Linked DNA regions of Mus musculus: region 1 is linked to region 2. The links are chromatin loops, found by intact Hi-C in ENCODE. Cell type or tissue: heart. All regions are shown on one strand.

Evidence for each region. Peaks named below come from ENCODE experiments on the same cell type or tissue, not always from the same donor. Only the 100,000 strongest peaks of a DNase experiment are listed, where the experiment ranks them.
Region 1: a loop joins it to region 2, with 2.0 times the contacts of the local background. A loop is called at or near these places in 5 of 42 quality-filtered maps.

The regions. Positions count from the first base shown.
Region 1 is chr17:71,525,949-71,528,448 of GRCm38, forward strand. It overlaps Ndc80 (NDC80 kinetochore complex component), which reads right to left and starts at 909. Exons shown (of 17, transcript NM_023294.2): 1 at 763-909. It also overlaps a transcript of Spdya not described here. In heart, a CTCF peak has its summit at 1,460; a DNase peak (open chromatin) is centred at 1,093; H3K4me3 peaks cover 1,889 bases; H3K27ac peaks cover 1,816 bases.
Region 2 is chr17:71,615,066-71,617,565 of GRCm38, forward strand. Wdr43 (WD repeat domain 43) reads left to right here and starts at 1,150. Exons shown (of 18, transcript NM_175639.1): 1 at 1,150-1,420. The coding sequence starts at 1,196. In heart, no CTCF peak of the experiment used is centred here; DNase peaks (open chromatin) are centred at 1,106 and 1,746; H3K4me3 peaks cover 2,082 bases; H3K27ac peaks cover 1,614 bases.

The DNA of each region.
Region 1 (2,500 bases), 89 kb before region 2:
AGAAAAAAGAGGGGAAGATGGAGCTGAAAGTTTTGGGAGAAAAGGAGAGGGGACGACTGAGGAGAAGGAAAGTAGAGCAGAAGCACCTGGCCTGGAGAAGTTCTAAGGGGTCTCTTATATGGGGAAGATGGTAGTGTAGTGATAGATCTGCCCAATGTAGGCGCACAGCATGTATTCATATTAATTAAGTTGTGTTTTCATTGCCTGGGCTTATTTGGGTTGGAGATTTACTGCAACACCTTTCAACAAAGATAAACAATCCGGTTTACAACACAGGCTGCTCCCGCTTTTAAAACAAGTATCAAAATAATGTCTACGTTGGAGTCTGTCTTCATCTCTGCAGCATCAGACACTATGCACTCGGCCCTAGCTTCCACAGAGGGTTAGACAGATCGCATTTTTATTGTTGTTGTTTTGTCTTGAGCTAGGGGTGGAGAGTCAGACCCTTTAGCAAGCTGGGCTGAGCGCTGAGCACTGAGCCACACCCCTCCTTGTTTTGGTGGCTTGCGTTCAACCTAGTTTTACTCTCATGATTTCACTGGTTTCCAGTCATGTCCATACCAGGCTTTTAAGTTGCAGCATCAGCACGGGTACACAACACACCAATCAGCTTTCCCCCTGTCAGTCCCCACCTGTTAGCATCGCCTTCTCCCGCTACAAACGTTGCAGAGCCGGGCAGATCCCACCCCAGCTCCCTCGCAACAGTCAGCTCCAGCGCCGCGGACCATTTTAACACAGAGCTGATCCCATCTCAGCAGTTACCTTTCGCTCAGCTTCTCAACGAGACCCGGCGCCCAGCTTTCCGTAAACCGCACGACTGCACACGAAAACAGCCGCCCAAACCAGAGCGTCCGCTTCCGTCAACCCAAGGCGGTTTGAATTTTAAAGTTTCCGCCCGCGCTGACGTCAGGACTGCGACGGCGAGTACGCATGCGCGCTCGCTCAGCGCCCGCCCTCGTCGCCGGAAGTGTCCGCATCGGGGGCCAAGCGAGCTCTGGGCTCTTCCCAGGTCGTCGTTAGCGTCGGTGACCCGAAGGGAGTCCCGCCCTGTCCGGGAAGCTGGCATCTAGGACGAGTAGGGCTGTCCGGGCGGAGCGGCCCGAGCCCTCCTGGAATCAAGTTCCGTACAGCAATATGGCTGCGTCCTGGAAGTAGAAAGCGCGGGTTTGTCTCCGATAGGATGGAGGCCAGGACCCAAGCCTATGAGGCGGCGTGAGGTTCCTGACGTTAGGAGAGGCTGTCGAGTGTGGCGGTGGACGAGCCTGAGGGATATTTAACATCAGGCTTCCTCAAGTGCTCTGGATTCCCGCCGCCCAGCCTCGGAACAACAAGCAGGCGTTACTAGTTCCCGGATGGTGGTGGCCTGTCCCTGGGCTAAAGTGTAGATTCCTGGCTCTCGGCATTATTGTGCCGTTAGCTAGTTTTGAGCTAAGCAGTCCTTTTTTGAGTTTGAGGTTCCCTAGCGGTCACAGTGACTCCTCACTTTACGTCTCTACTGGGAAACCAAAATCTCAGGTATCACGAAGATCTCCATCACCAAATAGTAGTCAGCAGATATATTAGCAGGCATTATATTTCAGACTCTGTAAGCGGCAGTTCATTTACTTCTTGAAACTAATGGCATTAGAACATAAAAATGATCGTTTTAGTCGGGCGTTGTGGTACACACCTTTAATTTCCACGCTCTGGAAGCGGGGGTGGGGTGGGGGTAGGTTGTGGGGGAATCTCTGACCATCCTGGTTTACCTAGTGAGATCCGGGACAGCTAGAGCAACATAGACACTATATCAAAACAAAACAACCAACAAACCCAAGCAAAACCACCCCAAACAAAACCCACACGTACAAACAACTCCAAAAACTAAAGAGATAATTTTGAGGCTCAGTGAATTCAATGACTTTAGTTTGTATGTGGGGCAGGGTCCACACCCGAGAGAGTCTTGAATTTGAGGCCAGTTTGATGGACCTGGCATACACCAGGGCAACCTAGTGACTCTCTGTCTTTAAGAAACAAACACTATTCTGCAGTCAGTTGCATAAGAAATTTGACTATAAATGCTATTAGACGAGCCTTTAATTTATTTTTTATTCGGTTTTCTCTTAAGGTTTCCACTACATTATAATAAAGCTATATCCAGAAATGCAAAACATATCTTAAGTGAAGATAAAAATGTTCTGTAAAACCTAGTTACTGGAGTGTGGCTCAAACAGATTATAAATCTTGAAGTTTTGACCTAGCAAACTAGTTAAGTTGTGAACTTCTGATTACTATTCATGCTGCACTTGGTTTGGCTAGAGCACTCTTTTAATCTTACTGCCCTACAACTGATAAGGATTAGGTAGGGCAGGGATCTGAGAAATGGAGTGACTTCCTGTGGCAATTGTAGTTTGAAAGCACAACAGCTGTCTTTCCTTTCATTCCTGTGGCCCTCTCTAAATAGATTTATATCATTTAAAAAAGGGTAAATTCTTGTAGGTAATTACTATCCTTTGACTTGACA
Region 2 (2,500 bases):
TACCATCAGAGCTCCCAGAGACTAAACCATCAACCAAAGAGTACACAGGAGGGACCCATGGCTCCAGCTGCATATGTAGCAGAGGATGGCCTTGTTTGTCGTCAAAGGGAGTGGAGGCCCTTGGTCCTGTGAAGACATGATGCCCCGGCGTAGGGGAATGCTAGAGTGGTGGGGCGGGAGTGTGCATGTGGGTGAGGAAGCAGCCTGGGGGAGGTGGGTAGGATGGGGGTTCTAGGAGAGGAAACCCGGGGGGGGGGTAACATTTGAAATTTAAATAAACAAAATAACCAATAATTAAAAAAAAAGAACCAATAAAATAAGGAAAAAATTTCTTCTATCTATCTATCATTTATCTTTTGGAGACAGTTTCCCTATAGTCCTCGATGTTATAGAATTCAGTTTCTAGACCGTGCCTGCGTCTGCCTCAGATAGAGTGCTGGGATTAAAAGGCACACATCCAGATGGGAATATATGTTTGGTTTCTCTTTTCTTTTTTTTTTTTTTTCTTTTGTGTGTGTGTGTGTGTGTGTGTGTGTGTTGTTTTTTGTTTTTTGAGACAGGGTTTCTCTGTATAGCCCTGGCTGTCCTGGAACTCACTCTGTAGACCAGGCTGGCCTCGAACTCAAAAATCCGCCTGCCTCTGCCTCCCAAGTGCTGGGATTAAAGGCGTGAGGCACCACCGCCCGGATTCTTTATTTACACCCAACTTGACCTCCTCTCTTGTCCAATAGTATCTCTGTGTGTTAACACAGATAAAAGAGGCATCTTGTTTCTTCAAGCCCCAACTCTAACTTTGATAGAACTATGATTGGATAATTATTGTACGTACATGGCCACGTCCTCGAAGAGACTAAAGAAACATGGAAACAGCTGTTACAATCTCGGAGATGTAAGTAAATATTTCTTTTAAACATTTCGTCTAGTTGTTTCATAGGACGTAGTTTTAAAAGAAGGATCTGGCTCGGTAGTATGCAAATCACTTCCCCTCGCGCTTCCTTCGCAGGACAAGTTAAGAAGGACCCCACTGAGCCACCGTCCACAGGGTGGGCCCGGCTAAACGCTGGCCTGCGTCACGACCAGCCACTTCTTGGGCTCTCAGCGTTCCCTCCGCCCCACTTCCTCCCTGCAGGCCCCACCCCGCGCCGGTGCGCCTGCGCCCGGGCGAACACGTGGCTGCCGCGGAGCCAGAGCAGCAATGGCGGCCGGAGGCGGCGGTAGCTACGACCCCTTGGCCCCGGCGGGGGTCCCCTGCGCCTTCTCGCCGGACAGTCAAGCCTACTTCGCTTTAGCCTCTAGTGACGGTCAGCTGCGAGTATGGGAGACCGCCAACAACCGGCTGCACCAGGAGTACGTGCCTTCCGCGCACCTCAGCGGTACCTGCACCTGCCTGGCCTGGGCGCCAGCACGGCTGCAGGCCAAGGTAGGATGAGCGGGGACGGCGACGGGGACGGGGACCTCCTGCCGGGCTGCGGCATCCCGGGCCGGGCGGCGAGGCGCGTGGCACCCCTGGCGCGCGTGGCCCGGGGCGTCCCGGGAGAGAGGAGGCGCGGAGCCGGGCCGGCGGCGCGCTTGGGCCGGCGCCGCGGCTGCAAAGTGCGGCCTGGCCCGAGGGGGGCTGCGGGAGGGTGCGGCCCGATCCCGCGGTCTCCACGAGGTCTGCACCCCGGCTGCTTCTGGGCCGCCATGTTCATCGAAGCCTCTGCTCCCCCGGGGGGCGGCCTCAGACTTCCCAGGCCTGGGTCCCCATCAGAGCTACCCGGTGCGCACTTTAGGACCGTCTCGCGCTTCCGCATCCCGGACCCCGGTATTGGTTTTGCTTTGGGCACTTGGAATGCGCACGTCTAGGTTAAGTTCCTTCCGGGAGCCCCTTCCCTCGGCTCGGATGCGTGTTCAACACGTGTTCCCTTCTGCCTCTAGGTTGTGGGATTCGTCGTCCCACAAACTCTTTTCCATTTCTAAGTTCCCTTCTTTCTCAGCGGAGGTACAGTGAAATAGAGTAGGGCATATGATGTAGGTCCTGGTGATTTTTTTTTTTTCTCTCGTAGTTGGGAAACTGCTTAGTTAGGGAATCCTTTTCGCTGTCAGGTAAATGCTGCTCACTGTTGACTCACCCGGTTAGATCTCGGCACGCACGTGGTTAGGCAGTCGGCAGGCAAAAATCTGGAACCGGTGTAAAAGGTATCCTAAAATATGTGACGTTTTGCTGTCACTGATGTTAAAGTTGTTGGGATAGCTTACTCCTTCCCATCCCAAGAGTAAACTTTCACATAAATTTATTTTATCTAAGTTGCTATACTCTGTGTGACAGTGGTTAGCTACTTACCGGATTCCAGCTTTTCTTGGTGACAAAGAGCAGATATGAGGCCCTATAAGTCAAACATAATCAGATTTGTGAAAGTTATGTAATTGTCAGCATTAGAGCTGCTGCACTTTTTTTTTTAACTTTATACAGTTTTCTTTTTAACTTAACAGTCCTGTAAAGTGGTGAGAGTACTTACTA